Regions from separate parts of the Homo sapiens genome. Here region 2 is linked to region 1. A link is a loop called in an ENCODE intact Hi-C map of the cell type or tissue named here. Cell type or tissue: OCI-LY7. All regions are shown on one strand. Links, peaks and the distances in the headings refer to the core of each region. The heading gives the core; the rest is flanking DNA.

Evidence for each region. A loop is a pair of places that touch in the nucleus more often than their neighbours do. Peaks named below come from ENCODE experiments on the same cell type or tissue, not always from the same donor. Only the 100,000 strongest peaks of a DNase experiment are listed, where the experiment ranks them.
Region 2: it touches region 1 in a loop (5-fold over the local background); 5 of 110 quality-filtered maps call a loop at or near these places.

The regions. Positions count from the first base shown.
Region 1 is chr20:36,501,784-36,510,117 of GRCh38, forward strand. All of the region lies in intron 10 of DLGAP4 (DLG associated protein 4), which reads left to right. DLGAP4-AS1 (DLGAP4 antisense RNA 1) reads right to left here. Exons shown (of 5, transcript NR_109939.1): 4 at 7,029-7,042; 5 at 5,919-6,491. Among named protein-coding and RNA genes, the nearest start is that of MYL9, 36 kb to the right of the region's middle. In OCI-LY7, for the core only: CTCF peaks have their summits at 2,686, 4,654 and 4,853; a DNase peak (open chromatin) is centred at 4,668.
Region 2 is chr20:36,750,235-36,758,540 of GRCh38, forward strand. DSN1 (DSN1 component of MIS12 kinetochore complex) reads right to left here. Exons shown (of 11, transcript NM_001145315.2): 8 at 7,853-7,927; 9 at 5,448-5,595; 10 at 4,529-4,616; 11 at 1,561-2,663. The coding sequence ends at 2,554. Among named protein-coding and RNA genes, the nearest start is that of NDRG3, 8.3 kb to the left of the region's middle. In OCI-LY7, for the core only: CTCF peaks have their summits at 4,559 (motif pointing left) and 4,770; DNase peaks (open chromatin) are centred at 4,557 and 7,667; H3K4me3 peaks cover 1,159 bases; H3K27ac peaks cover 2,733 bases.

The DNA.
Region 1 (8,334 bases), core at 182-8,181:
TTGTTTTCACTGTCCTCTAGGCCAGTTCCCCGCTTTGATGTCACACCCACTAGTGCAGGGGAACTGTTGTGAGGAAAGTACCTAGTAACTTTTTACAATAATAGTATTTTAAAAAATCAAAACAGAGACAAGGATCAGAGAGCATTAAAAGGCTTCTAAGAGAAAACATCCAGCCCACCGCCCTACCTGGGCCTTTCCCCACTTTCAGTTTTTACTAGCTGTATATTCTGGTATTTGTCTTCATATATCTTTTAAAAAATGTGACTGATTATATTTCCTCTTTAAAATTAATCATCATTTCTATTAATTTCCTGTTACCATTGGCATAGATGAGTGTTTAGCTCTCACACAACCTCTGTCTCCCTTTCTCCCACCCTCTGTGTACATCACAGTTTATGATAAATAGTAATCAGTGTTTCTGTTTACTATGAGTATGTAAATATTGTTTATTGCAGAGCCTAACAGTATATTATTATTGCGTTTTCTTCTTTTTACATTTTGTTTTTCCTAAAACGAATTGTTTGCCCTGTTGCCACATTTAAAAAATACACTCCATTTGCTAAATTTTAAAAAAATTTTTTAAGAGACATGGCCTCACTCTGTCATCCAGGTTGGAAGTGCAGTGGCATAAGCATAGCTCACTGCAGCCTCAAACTCCTGGGCCGAAGTAATCCTCTCACCTCAGCTTCCTGAGTAGCAAAGGACTACCACAGAGTGCCACCATGCCCAGCTAATTTTTAAATTTTTTTGTAGGGACAAGGTCTCCCTGCGTTGCCTAGGCTGGTCTCAAACTCCTGGGCTCAAGCCATCCTCTTGGGTTGGCCTCCCAAAGTGCTGGGATTACAGACGTGAGCCACCACACCCGGACAACAATTTCTATATAAATATAAAAATGAAGTTAAAAATAATTTTCCCTCAGAATCTTAAAGGCACCATCATTTTTTTTATTTTTATTTTTTTGAGACAGTCTTGCTCTGTCGCCCAGGCTGGAGTGCAGTGGTGTGATCTCAGCTCACTGCAACCTCCACCTCCTGGGTTCAAGTGATTCTCCTGCCTCAGCCTCCCGAGTAGCTGGGATTACAGGTGTGTGCCACCATGCCCAGCTAATTTTTTGTATTTTTAGTAGAGATGGGGTTTCACTGTGTTGGCCAGGCTGGTCTCAAACTCCTGACCTCAGATAATCCGCCCGGCTTGGCTTCCCAGAATGCTGAGATTACAGGCATGAGCCACCATGCCTGGCCACCTTGTATTAATTTTTAAAAGTAATTTTCTCACTTCTATTTGTTCTGTTGTCTGGCTCTAGAATTTCTGTCAGTTAGTTGCTGTACCTGCTGTGTGGATCCTCAGGCTCTCACCTTTTCTTCCTCATGTTTTTTGTTGGACTTCCTCGAAGGTTTTCTTTTTCTTTTCTCTTTTTCTTCTGCCCTGTGATGGCTTTACTGAGATATAATTCACATACCACAAAATTCACCCTTTTAAAGTACACATTTAGTAAACTCACAATGGCACTTAGTGTATTCACAGTGTGGTGCAACCATCACTACTGTTTATTTTAAGAACATGTTCATTGCCCCAAAAAGATGCTCTCTGCTCATTAGGAGCCGCTCCCACAGCCTTAGGCAACCTCTAATCTTTCTGTCTCTGGATTTGCCTATTCTGGACATTTCATATAAACAGAATCATACCATATATGGCCTTTTTTTTTTTTTTTTTTTTTTTTTTGAGACGGAGTCTCGCTCTGTCTTCCAGGCTGGAGTGCAGTGGCGCGATCTTGGCTCACTGCAAGCTCCGCCTCCTAGGTTCACGCCATTCTCCTGCCTCAGCCTCCCCAGTAGCTGGAACTACAGGCGCCTGCCAACCACGCCCGGGTAATTTTTTGTATTTTTGGTAGAGACGGGGTTTCACCATATTAGCCTGGATGGTCTCAATCTCCTGACCTCATGATCCGCCCACCTCAGCCTCCCAAAGTGCAAAGTGCTGGGATTACAGGCGTGAGCCACTGCACCCGGCCCCATATTTGGCCTTTTGTGTCTGGCTTTCACTTGGCATGTTTTTGAGGTTCATCCATGTTGTAGCATATGCCAGTATTTCATTCCGTTTTGTTGCTGAATAATATTTCATTTCACACTACATTTTATTTATCCATTCTTCTGTTGATGGACATTTGGGTTGTTTGTACTTTTTGGCTATTATGAATAATACTGCTAGAATATTCATGTACAAGTTTTTTATGGATGTATATTCATTTCTTTTGGAGTAGAAATGCTAGGTCAAACTTCGATTTTTGTTTTCCTTTTTTTGTTGTAAAATATATATAACATAAAGTTTACCTTTTAACTGTTTTTAAGTGTGCAATTCAGTGGCATTAATTATATTCACAATATTGCACTACCATCACAACCATCTATTTCCAAAACTTTCATCTAAAACATAGAATCTACCTATTAAACAGTAATTCCCCATTATCCCCTCTGCCTAGCCGCTGGTATCCTCTACTTGCTGTGTCTGCGAATTTTCCTCGTCCTTTTGTGTTTGGCATGTTTTGAAGGTTCATCCATGTTACAGCATTTTCATTTTTATGGCTGACTAGTATTCCATTATGTGTACAATATATACCACATTTTGTTCATCTGTTGCTGGGCACTTGGGTTGTTTCCACCTTTTGGCTATTGTGAGTAATGCAGCTATGAAGACTGGCGTGTTTGAGTACCTGTTTTTAATTCTTTGGGGAGTGAAATTGCTAAGTTATCTGGTAACGCTATGTTTAACTTTTTGAGGAATGGCTGAACTGCTTTCCATAGAAGCTATACCATTTTACATTCCTACCAGCAAAGCACGAAGGTTCCAGTTTCTCCACATCTTCACCAACACCTGTTATCTTCTGTCTTTTAAAAAAATTCTAGCCATCCTAACGGCCATGAAGTAGATGAAGTAATATCTCATTGTCATTTTGATTTGTATTTCCCTTATGATATTGAGCATCTTTTCATGTGTCTGTTGGTCATTTTTATGTCTTCTTGGAAGAAATGGCTAAGGCCTTCGCCCATTTTTTAATTGGGTGGTTTGTCTTTTTGTTACTGAGTTGTAAGTCCTTTATATATTATGGGTGCTAGACCCTCATCATATATATGATTTGCAGATACTTTCTCCCATTCTGGAGACTGTCTTTTCACTTTCTTCCTGGTGACTTTTGATGCACACAGGTTCTTTTTTTTTTTTTTTGAGACGGAGTCTCGCTCTGTTGCCCAGACTGGAGTGCCGTGACGTGATCTTGGCTCACTGCAACCTCCGCCTGCTGGGTTCAGGCAATTCTCCTGCCTCAGCCTCCTGAGTAGCTGGAATTACATGTGCGTGCCACCATGCCTGGCTAATTTTTTGTATTTTTAGTAGAGACGGGGTTTCACCATGCTAGCCAGGGTAGTCTCGAACTCCTGACCTCATGATCTGCCTGCCTTGGCCTCCCAAAGTGCTGGGATTACAAGCATGAGCCACCACGCCTGGCTGACGCACAAAGGTTCTTAGTTTTGATGAAGTCCATTTTTTCCTTTTGTTGCTTGTGTCTCCACTTATTTTTTTAAATTATGAGCATATATTAATAAAAATTTAAGATAAACAGTTGAGGCACTGAGAAGCTGACTGGCAGTTTTGTGTGGGTAGGGCTTGTTTTAAGTAGGCTTTCTATGGACCCCTTCTTAGAATAGTGGTTTTAGGCTGGGTGTGGTGGCTCATGCCTGTAATCCCAGCACTTTTCGAGGCCAAGGCGAGAGGATCTCTTGAGCCCAGGAGTTCAAGACCAGCCTGGTCAACATAGCGAGACCCCCATCTCTATCGAAAATATAAAAATTAGCCAGGCATGATGGCATGTGCCTGTCATTCCAGCTATTCGGGAGGCTGACAAGCGGGGAGGATCACTTGAGCCCAGGAGGTCGAGGCTGCAGTGAGCCAAGATTGGGCCACTGCACTCCAGCCTGGGTGACAGAGTGAGACCCTGTCTCAAAAGGAAAAAATCATAAGGAAGAGAAAATATACTTACTGTTCATTAAGCAGAAGTGGATCGTCATAAAGGTCTTCCTCCTTGTCTCCACATTGAGTACACTGAGGAAGAGGAATGGGGAAGAGGAGGAATGTTGGTCCTGCTGTCTCAGGGGTGGCAGATGGGAAGAAAATTGATACATAAGTAGATCTTTGCAGTGCAAACCTGTGTTGTTCAAGGGTCAGCTGTATTTCACCATATATTCAATATAAAACTATTGCAATATCTTATATTCCTTTTCATAGTAAGTCTTTAAAACTTAGTGTATATTTTACTCTTACAGCACATCTTAATTCAGACAAGCAACATTTCAGGTGCTTACTAACGACATGTGGCTAGTAGCTGCTGTATTGAGCACAGATTGAGACAGTAAGCCTGGGGCAGGGTGCACAGATTGCTTCATGCCAATAGGGTGATTCTGTGGATTTGATTCCCTTTAACTTTCCTTTACTATACTTAATTCTAGTTATTTCTAGAGCAAGAAGATGTTTACCTGCAAAGGAAATTATGTCATACCAAACGATATTGGTATTACCTTCCTGTCTACCTGGGAGGGAAGAGGTCTTTTATGATGTTTCTGGATAACCACACCAGAACTCCTGCAGTTGAACATGAACTCTAGAGGGGGCCCTTTTCATAGCCCTGTATCAGTTACTGTAACTTACAGACAGATGGAGTCACATAGCTCATGTCCCTTATCCAAAATACATAGGTCAGGGAACTCAGCAGTGCCCACCCACCCAGGTGGCTGCCTGTATTGACTGAATTTTGCATTGCCCTCTTGTCTAAACCTGAAGAACTTTAAACTTGACAATGTTCTTTTCAGATAATTTATTTTTCTGAATTGTGGTTAAATATATATAACATGAAAATTACCATTTCAACCAAGTTTACAGTCTGTGGCATTAAATTCACACTGTTGTATAACCATCACCACCGTCCATCTCTAGAACTTGTTTTGTCTTCCCCAGCTGAAATTCTGTACCCATTAAACACTAACTCCCCATTCCCTCCTACCCCCAGCCACTGGCAGCCACCACTCTACTTTGTCTCTATGAGTTTGACTATTCTAGCTACTTCATGTAAGTGGAACCATGCAGCATTTGTTCTTCTGTGACTGGCGTATTTCACTTTGCATAATGTCTTCAAGGTTCATCCATAGCATGTGTCACAATTCCCTCCCTTGTTAAGGCTGAGTAATATTCTATTGTATGTAGAGACTACATTTTATGTATCTATTCATTTGCCAATGGATAGGTGGATTGCATCTACCTTTTGGCCGTTGTGAATAATGTTTCCTGTCTCTTAAGAATGATACTCTTCATTGAAATTGCAAGGCTCTCTGATTAAATTCTGTACATCCACTCAAGGCCCTGACTTGTGGGCACAAAAGTTGTTTTTTTTTTGTTTTGTTTTGTTTTGTTTTTGTGAGACAGAGTCGCACTCTGTTGCCCAGGCTGGAGTGCAGTGGTACAATTTCGGCTCACCACAACCTCCGCCTCCTGGGTGCAAGTGATTCTCGTGCCTCAGCCTCCTGAGTAGCTGGGATTACAGGCACATGCCACCACGTCCAGCTAATTTTTGTATTTTTAGTAGAGACAGGGTTTCACCATGTTGGCCAGGCTGGTCTTGAACTCCTGACCTCAAGTGATCTGCCCACCTCGCCCTCCCAAAATGCTGGGATTACAGGTGTGAGCCACCACACCCAGCCGTGGCCACAAGTTTTAAGGTCACCCCTCTTAAATCTGTGAGGAACTCCACCAAGGAGATACCATTCGTAGCTGGGCCTCAGAGAATATCTACAGGCTGGGGGAGAGGAAAGGCATTCCAGATGGAGGGAGCAAAGACACAGAAGCAGGAAGGGCATAACAAGTCACGCCAAACCTAATGGCACAAAACAACCATTTTATTATGGTCACAGATTCTGTATGTCAGCAGTTCAGAAAGAGCGTGGCAGGAACATCTTGTTTCTTCTCCATACAGCCTGGGGCTTCAGATGGGAAGGCTCAAGGGCTTGGGGTGACATGACACCTGAGGTATGGAATTACCTAAAGGTAGTTAACGTGTGTGCCTGGCACTTAAACAAGGATGACTCAAAGGCCAGGACTGCCAGCCACAGCCCCTGTGTATGTCCCTCCACGTGCCTTTGCTCCCTCGCAGCATGGCAGCCTTCTTGCATGGTGGCTCCAGGCCCAAGTGTGTGTTGAACCCTGAGGCTGCATCCTTTTCTGACCTAGCCCTGGAAGTCACGTAGTAACTCTTCCACTGTATTTGACTGGTTACAAGCAAGTCACAAGCCCAAGGCGGGGCTTCAGGTTGAAGGAGGGAAGTATTAGACCCTACCTCTTCATAGGGAAGTATCAAGGTTTCAGAAGAGGAGGAGGGACAGGAGAGACTGTTGGGGCCTTCAGAAAATACAATCTGCCACAGCAAAGAAGCAGTTACATCCACTGTTAAGCTGCAGTAAAAAGAACAATTTTATATTGAACGCTATGTCTTGAACACTCTGTCTACTTTGATACATAGAGATCTAGTTCATTTCTGTTAAATTCATACACATATACTACATTCCCTTTGACCATTTTCCTACTGATGTTTCAGGGTTCTTTTTTTTTTTTTTTTTTTTTTTGAGATGGAGTTTCTCTCGTTACCTAGTCTGGAGTGCAATGGCGCGATCTCGGCTCACCGCAACCTCCACCTCCCGGGTTCAAGCAATTCTCCTGCCTCAGCCTCCCAAGTAGCTGGGATTACAGGCATGTGCCACCACGCCCAGCTAATTTTTTGTATTTTTAGTAGAGATGAGGTTTCTCCATATTGGTCAGGCTGGTCTTGAACTCCCGACCTCAGGTGATCCGCCTGCCTTGGCCTCCCAAAGTGCTGGGATTATAGGCGTGAGCCACTGCACTGGGGCCATTTTGGTGTTTTCAGCGTTTCATCAACACTCTGGTGCATGTCTCTCTGCCATGAGGTGGGAGAACTTCTCTGGAGTACTTACCTTGGACAGAATCACTGGATGGGAGGAAACACATATTTTAATAAATGCTGTCTGATTGCTCTCCAAAGAGGTTATATCAGTTTATCCTTACACCAAGTGTTTGAAAGTTGCCATTTCCCTAGTATACTTACTGATACTTGATCTTGTTGGACTTTAAATCACTTACTTGGTAAGTGAAAAATTAAAACCAGTTGATTTATTTCACATTTACTTGGTTACTAGAGAAGCTGTGCATATTTTAATTTTATTTATATTGGCCATTTAAACTTCTGTGAATTACTTGTATACTCTATTCATTCTTCTATTGGATTCTCAGTATTTTTCAAATTGTCTGGGCATGGTGGCTCATGCCTTTAATCCCAGCACTTTGGGAGGCTGACGTGGGAAGATTGCTTGAGTTCAGGAGTTCAAAACTAGCCTGGACAACGTAGTGAGACCTCATGTCTACTACAAATGAAAATTTAAAAATAAACAATTGGCCAGGCGCAGTGGCTCATGCTTATAATCCCAGCACTTTGGGAGGCCGAGGCGGGAGGATCACCTGAGATCAGGAGTTTGAGACCAGCCTGGCCAACACAGTGAAACCCCGTCTCTACTGAAAATACAAAAATTAGCCGGGCGTGGTGGCAGGCGCCTGTAATCCCAGCTACTCGGGAGGCTGAGGCAGGAGAATCGCTTGAACCCAGGAGGCAGAGGTTGCACTGAGCCGAGATCACACCACTGTACTCCAGCCTGGGTGACAGAGCTAGACTCCATCTCAAAAAATAAATAAATAATAATAATAATAAATTAGCTGAGCATTGTGGTGTACACCTGTAGTCCCAGTTACTCAGGAGACTAAGGTGAGAGGATTGCTCGAGTGTGGGAGAGTAAGGCTATAGTGAGGTATGATTGTGCCACTGCACTGCAGCCTGGACAACAGAGTGAGACCCTGTCTCAAAAAAACAAAAAGTACTTTAAAAATCAATTTGTAGTTCTTTATATATATGGATAGTTACACTGTGCCTATTATAATATGACGAATATTTTCTGCCACATTATTGCTTGTCTTTTTTTTTTTTTGAGACAGAGTTTTGCTCTTGTTGCCCAGGCTGGAGTGCAATAGCGTGATCTCAGATCACTGCAACCTCTGCCTCCCGGGTTCAAGCGATTCTCTTGTCCCAGCCTCCTGAGCAGCTGGGATTACAGGCATGCGCCACCACGCCCCACTAATTTTGTATTTTTAGTGTTGGTCAGGCTGGTCTCGAACTCCTGACCTCAAGTGATCCGCCTGCCTCAGCCTCCCAAAGTGCTGGGATTACAGGCA
Region 2 (8,306 bases), core at 307-8,306, 250 kb after region 1:
AACAGAGGGAGACTCTGTCTCAAACAAAACAAAACAAAAATTAGTCAGATGTGGTGGTGCACACCTGTAGTCCCAGCTGTTTGGGAGGCTGAGGTGGAAGAATTGCTTGAGCTCAGGAGGTTGAGGGTCCAGTGAGCCATGAGCATGCCATGGCACTACTGCCTGGATTTATTTATTTATTTAGCTTGTTTTTGAGCCAGGGTCTTGCTGTTGTCTAGGCTGGAGTGCATAGGCACAATCATAGCTCGCTGCAGCCTTGAACTCCTGAGCTCAAGGGATCTTCCCGCCTCAGCCTCCTGAGTAGCTGGGACTACAGGCATGAGGACTACAGGCACACACCATCAAATTTTAAAAAATTTTTAAATTTTTTGTAGGGACAGGGGTCTCACCATCTTGCCTAGGCTGATCTTGAACTCCTAGCCCCAAGTGATCTTTCCACTTCAGCCTCCCAAAATGCTGGATTACAGGTGTGAGCCACCATGCCTGGCCAGAATAAGAAACGTAAGTAATAAATTAGATGGTGGGTTTTTTTGTGTGTGTGTGGCTTTTTTTTTTTTTTTTTTTTTAATTTTGAGATAGGGTCTCACTCTGTTGCTCAGGCTGGAATGTAGTTCTGTGATCATGTCTTGCTGCAGCCTTGGCCTTCCGGGCTCAATTGATCCTCTCACTTCAGCCTCCCAAGTAGCTGGAAATACAGGTATGCACCACCACTCTCAGCTAATTTTTGTATTTTTTGTAGACAGAGTTTTGGCATGCTGCCCATGGCTGGCCTCAAACTTCTGGGCTCAAGCGACCACTCACCTCAGCCTCCTGAAGTGCCTGGCCTAGTTGGTGTTCTACTGATAATTAATGCAGAGGTATATCTCAACACTACTGTTCACTTCAGCATCTTGGCAAAGAATCCTATTTTCTGTTAAACCCTCCTAGTTTTTTTGGTTTTTTTTTTTTGAGATGGAGTCTCGCCTTTTCGCCCGGGAAAAAGCACTGCCCAGGAGTGCAGTGGCACTATCTCAGCTCACCACAAGCTCTGCCTCCCGGGTTCAAGTGATTCTCCTGCCTAAGGCTCCCAAATAGCTGGGATTACAGGTGTGTGCCACCATACCCGGCTATTTTTTTATAGATATGGGTTACCATGTTGGCGAGGGTGGTCTCGAACTCCTGACCTCAAGTGATTCACCTACCTCGGCCTCCCAAAGTGCTGGGATTACAGGTGTGAGCCACCATGCCCAGCCCTCCCTCTTTTTTTTTTTTGAGACAGTCTCACTCTGTCGCCCAGGCTGGAGTACAAGGGCACGATCTCGGCTCACTGCAACCTCCGCCTCCCGGGTTCAAGCAATTCTCCTGCCTCACCCTCCTATCTGGAACTACAAGTGCACACCGCCACGCCCGGCTAATTTTTTGTATTTTTAGTAGAGACAGGGTTTCACCATGTTTCCCAAGCTGGTCGTGAACTCCTGAGCTCAGGCAATCTGCCCGCCTTGGCCTCCCAAAGTGCTGGGATTATAGGTGTGAGCCACCGCACCCGGCACTCCCTTTTTGTTTATACACTCAAAACATAGATGAAGACAAGGGAAAGCTTTTAATTATGTGCAATTTTATAATACAGATTATAAACAAATAGAACAATGAATAGTAGTACTTACTCCTTTCTTGTCATGAATCCAGGATTTAGGTCAACTCAATATGAAAAACTGAAGCACACTACAGACAACAGGACATAGAGAATGAGTGGTATTTCCTTCAAATTGAACATCTTGTGAAGTGACATATGTATCCCAATGATGCAAATAATGCTCAAAACTTTTTTTTTCATTTTTTTACAATTTTTAATTTTTTTTAAGACAGTGTCTCACTCTGTCGCTCAGGCTGGAGTGCAGTGGCGCAATTAGAACTCACTGCAGCCTCAACCTCCTGGGCTCAAACAATCCTCCCACCTCAGCCTTCTGAGTAGCTAGCACTACAGGCACACGCCACCACACCCAGCTAACTTTTTGTATTTTTTGTAGACAGGGTTTCACCTTATTTCTCAGGCTGGTCTTCAACTTCTGGGCTCAAGCAATCCACCCGCCTCAGTCACCCAAAATGCTAGGATTACAGGCGTGAGCCATTGCGCCCAGCCTCAAAACTCTTCTACCTAAAATCACCTTCAGAGCCATGCTAGAAAATTAGTATCATTCCTTTACAATCGGAATCCAACTTGGCCACTAAAATGTTTCCTTAGACTTGGTCCTAAATGATTTTTGGATTGTTTCAAAACCTGAAAAACACCTTCACAGGATAAAGATAAAAGAATGGGCCACTGGATCTGAAGATCATTTCAAAAAAGAAGTTTGAACTTTCAAGCATTTTGCACATTCCTGGGAAAATTGTCTATACAATATTCATTTGGATGTACAAATTCCATCACTTTTTGAAAAAAGTCAAAGTGTTCTACAGTCAGTCCTGCCAGTTATCTTCAAAGGCAACGAGCAGAAATCACGCAGTCACCACGTGCTGGGGCACTCTTCCCATTCCTCTCCTCTTGGGCACCTTGTGGCAGAAACTCTCATAAAGTCACTGACAAGATCCAGATCCAGATCCATGTATGGCAGGTGGGTTCTGTAGCTGAAGCTTCAACAGTTTTCGAGCTGGTGAGGGATCTAATTGTTGCATGCTTCTCTTTCCTGCAGAGAAAAGAGGCCAAAAAATAAATTTCAATTGAAATAACGTAACATTTATTGAAAACTTAATGTAGGGACATTGTGACACACATGGAAGGGCATTACAAAGACAAATAAGAGAGTCTCTGGCCTCAAGGAGATGACAATTTGGTAAGAATGCCAGCCACAGCTGGGCATGGTGGCTCACGCCTGTAATCCCAGCACTTTGGGAGACCAAGGCGGGACGATTCCTTGAGCCCAGGAGTTTGAGACTAGCCTGGGCAACACAGTAAGACCTTGTCTCTACAAAAAAAAAAAAAACAATTAGCCTAGCATGGTCCTAGCACGATCCTCCAACTACATGGGAGGCAAGAGGATCACCTGGGAGCCCAGAAAGTTGAGGCTGCAATGAGTCATGACTGCGCCCCTGTATTCCACCCTGGGCAACAGAGCAAGACCCTGTCTAAAAAAAAAAAAAAAAAGGGTGGCTCATGCCTGTAATCCCTGTAATCCCAACACTTTGGAAAGCCAACATGGGCAGATCACTTGCGGTCAGAAGTTCAAGACCAGCCTGACCAACATGGTGAAACCCCATCTCTACTAAAAATACAAAAATTAGCCAGGCATGGTGGCACATGCCTGTAATCCCAGCTACTCAGGCAGCTGAGGTGGGAGAATATCTTGAACTCCAGAGGCAGAGGTTGCAGTGAGCCAAGATCATGCCACTGCACTCTAGCCTGGGCAACAGAGCGAGACTGTCTCAAAAAAAAAAAAAAAAAAGAAAAAGAAAGAAAGAAAGAAAGCCAGCCACCACTACAATCACAATACAATGTGATCAATAAGAAGATGGAGGCTGGGAGCAGTGGCTCATGCCTGTAATCCCAGCACTTTGGGAGGCCAAGGCAGGTGGATCACCTGAAGTCAGGAGTTCGAGACCAGCCTGACCAACATGGAGAAACCCCGTCTCTACTAAAAATATAAAATTAGCCGGGCATGGTGGAGCATGCCTGTAATCCCAGCTACTCGGGAGGCTGAGGCAGAAGAATCCCTTGAACCCGGGAAGCAGAGGTTGCAGTGAGCCGAGATCGCACCATTGCACTCTAGCCTGGGCAACAAGAGTGAAACTCCGTCTCAAAAAAAAAAACAAACAAAAAAACCCAAAAAAACAAGATGGTCAGGTGCAGTGGCTCACACTTGTAATCCCAGCACTTTGGGAGGCTGAGGCAGGATGATCACTTGAGCCCAGGAGTTGAAGACCAGCCTGGACAAACAGGGGGACCCCATCTCTACAAAAAAATTAAAAATTTAGCTGGGTGTGGTGGTGGTGGTGCATGCTTTTAGTCCCAGCTACTCTGGGAGCCTGAGGTGAAAGGACTGCTTGAGCCTATCAGGTTGAGGCTGCAGTGAGCTGTGCAGTCATTGTGCCATTCACTCCAACCTGGATGACAAAGCGAGAGACTTTGCCCCCCCAGCCCAAAAAAAAAGTAGAAGAAGAAAGAAAATGAAGGTATGTATAGCCAATAATTTAGGGCTGGAAGGAGGTCAGGAAAAGCTAGGGAGGAGTAATGTCAGTGTCACTTAGTGAATTCTTGAGAAATGAAGAGGGAAAAAGCAATGGGTGGGTATTTCTTAAGTCTTGGATTTACCAAAACAACAACATATTTCATGGGGATTTAATTCTCAGTCTACTGTGCTTCTGTAGAATTTACATCTAGAAATTTCCTATCAACTCTGAGTACCCATAACATACTATTTATTGTGGGGAGAAAAACAAATCACCTCATATAGGTCTTACCCTCTTGGACCATAGGCTTTGAAGGGCAGTTTGTATCCCAAAGGCTATCATGGAAAACAGCCTGAACTCTGGTCCCCTCAAGAGACAAGCTTACCGAGCTGTACTGACACCTTCTGGAAGCACTGGGTACTTTCATCCATAAAGGCCTGCAGCTGTTTCACTGATCCTTGCAGTTCATCCATCTGTAGAAAAAAGACAGCTGTGAGCTGTAAAGGTCCATGGCTTCTTGGATGTTCCTCAAACCTGACAAGCAAGCTCTTGCTCAGGAGCTCTGGGCTTGCTGTTCTTTCAGCCTGGAATGCTTATGCCAGATAATTCTGTTTGTTCCTCCAAAGTCACACCACATTCTTCTCCAGGCTGCTCTATGCTCCAGGAGGCTGACCCATGTAACCTCTACCAACAGGATGCCTAAGTGGGAAGGAGCTGAACGAGTCATCTTGAGTTGGCTCAACTCAGCTAACCATGTGACTTTCTCCCATTAGATGCCACAGTAACTGCTACTCCCTCCTCCCTTTGAGTCCTAGGAGGAGTAAGAGCTCTACTGCCTATAAGCCCCAGGTTACTCCACTAACCCTTGTGGTTCTCCAATACCCATACCTTTCTATTTAGCCTTTCTGAAAATAAACTCTCCTTGAATTGTCCTTTCAAATGCCATCTGCTTGCTATTAATACCTGGTTTGACACAACACTACTCCCTCAAACGTCCTCATGGCTCATTTCCTTCAAGTCTGTTGAAATGGCACCTCAGAGGAGCCTTCAATAACCTTGCTATATAAAATAGCAACCCACCAACCTCCCTATACTGTCTGTCTCTCTTACCCTGCTTCATCAGCATTTACCACTATATATTCATTTGTTTATTATTTTTTAATTGTCTCTCCATGTTTTCCTAAGGTAGAGTTGAATATACATATTCAACTTACACTTATACATTTCTCCAGGTCTTTTAATTTCCAAGGATTACAAGGTGGCAAAGCTGGATAACTCAACTAAATAAACATGAGCCCACTTACCACCAACTCCATACAGTCAAAGACTTTGCTCTGGTTCTGTAATATTTTCTGGTAGTCAGGTTTTGTATTAAGAACTTCATTCTGAGAAGACCCAAGATATGTCATAGGTTCCACTTTGACCTCAGTAATTTTGGCCTCAGTTGATCCTCTAAAAACAAAACACAAGAGCTTTTGAGAGATTCTGTAATTATTTTCTGGAAGAGATACCAAAGATTATCCTATAAAGCTGAATCAGTATTCCTCCACTCTACGCTAGCTATAGGCTCACTTCTTAACAGAAAGGTTTTTTTTTGTTTGTTTGTTTGTTTTTGAGATGGAGTCTCACTCTGTTGCCCAGGATGGAGTGCAGTGGTGCGGTCTCAGGTCTCGGCTCACTGCAACCTCTGCCTCCCGGGTTCAAGCAATTTTCCTGCCTCAGCCTCCTGAGTAGCTGGGATTTCAGGCACCTGCCACCATGCCCAGCTAATTTTTTGTATTTTTAGTAGAGACGAGGTTTCACCATGTTGGCCAGGCTGGTCTCGAACTCCTGAACTTGTGATCTGCCCGCTTCGGCCTCCCAAAGTGCTGGAATTACAGGCGTGAGCCACCGCGCCTGGCCTTAACAAGAAGTTCTGAAACAATTGTCTAGTATTCATGTCTTTATACCTCCGGACTCCAGGAAATGCTGGAAGCTTCCAGTCAGTTGAATCCACTTAATAGTAAGGTCCATATACCAGAAGGACTATACTTGGGAGAGAGTGAAGCCAAAGCTTACTATCCTAAAGTCAGTGTCTATAATTGTTTACCAAAACATGCTGGCCTACTTCAATTATCTAAAATAACTGAACAGGACTGAGAGTTCATGAAAACTGATGAACAACAACTTTAATAACAACAACTACTACAATTTACTGAGTGCTAAGTATATGCCAGATATTACTGGGCACTTTACATTTAACCTAATTTGACACAATAACCCAATGAGGAAGGTACTAATATCATCCCCATTTTCAAATGAGGAACCTCAGGCTCATTCAAGACTAAGTGACTTGCCCAAGGTCACAAAACTAAGGAACAGTTAGAGTCTGAACAGACAGTCTGCTTCCAGAACCATTCCTCTTAACCTACAAGCTTTGCCACAAAAGATTTTATCTGAAACTAGCATCTTACACATTATCTATCTTCATAAATACAGTATGTAAGGGGTGAATAAAGTAACTGATAACCATCATTACCTGGATTGGGGAAATTTTTCAAACCATGCTCCTCAAAGCCCCTCTCTACTGAGAGGCCACTTTTGTAATTAGGGTTTTGACTAACATTTTGTAGTTGGGATTCTAGCTGATTCTATCTCAAAAAAAAGCTTAAAACCATGGTTTAAATGTTCAACTAAATCAAAATCTAGCATTTTCTGGCCAGGTGCTGTGGCTTACACCTGTAATCTCAACACATTGGGAGGCCAAGATGGGCAGATCACTTGAGGCCAGGAGTTCACGACCAGCCTGGCCAACATGGCAAAACCCTGTCTCTACTAAAAATACAAAAATTAGTGGGGTGTGGTGGAGCATGCCTGTAATCCCAGCTACTCGGGAGGCTGAGGCAGGAGAATCGCCTGAACTAGGGAGTTGGAGGCTGCAGTGAGCCGAGATCGTGCCACTGCATTCCAGCCTGGGCGACAGAGCAAAAAAACAAACAAAAAAACAACAAAAAAACACCCAGCCCAGCCTGGCCAACATGGTGAAATCCTGTCTCTACTAAAAATACAAAAATTAGCCACGCATCATGGCAGACACCTGTAGTCCCAGCTACTCAGGAGGCTGAGGCAGGAAAATTGCTTGAACCCGGGAGGCAGAGTGAGCTCAGATGGCGCCATGCACTCCAGCCTTGGCAACAGAGCGAGAGTCTGTCTCCAAAACAAAACAAAACAAAACAAAACAACACCTAGCACTTTCCTACTTTTCCTCTACCTTCAAGACCCAAAGATCCTCTCTTTCCTCAATCTTCCTCATCACCCACTTTCATGTCTTTCTGTCTCCAAGAAGGCCCTGGCCAAGGGCATCCCCCAAACCTGCAGCTCATAGGCCATGTGCTCACTGAAGCCCCTTGGTTACTGTTCTTGGCCCAACCCCAGGCTGCCAGATACAATGCAGAGATGTGTCTGTCTCCCCCAGGATATGAAATGTTAGCCAAGGACACAGAACAGAAACAATTGTGTTCTTGGACTGAAAATAGTGACACCAACTCTTCCTTCCTCTCACTCACTTCCCGTTTCTGGTCAGAGAGTGCTAATACACACTACAGAATTTGATGAGCTTATTGGCCCGTGAGAAAGGATTCATCTTTCAATTTGTGCTAACAGAACTGAAATAAACACCAATCAAACTCCATAAGATTTTTAAAGAGTTTTTACAGTTCATAGATCTAACCTGGACAATATCTCTTTAGCCTCCTGCTGGTAGTGAAGCAAGAGCTGATCCCAAGTCTGACGTTCTAAAGAAAACCTGTAAGAATCAGGAAAAAAAGTTCAGTTAATTTTTATAATCTTATTCTGAATCACTCACAGTAACAATAAGTATGTGAGGTGTACAATCTGGATGTAAAATGTGAGTTGACAGGTCATTACAGGGTTAGAAAGCCTGACCAATTCAGAGAATATTTAATCATATCAAACCTGAGTTCTTCAAGTCAAATTAATATTTGTATTCTCTAGACTCCATTCTATGAAATTGATCATTAGTAGAGTCCATAAAAATCTCAATATGCAGCCTTCTAACTTCTAGTATTGATGCACTAATGCTGACTCTCCAAATACAATGCTTACTATTCATTTTTTCCAAGTTAGTTAATTTCCCCAGATGGGAGAACGAATTTAGATTTTCT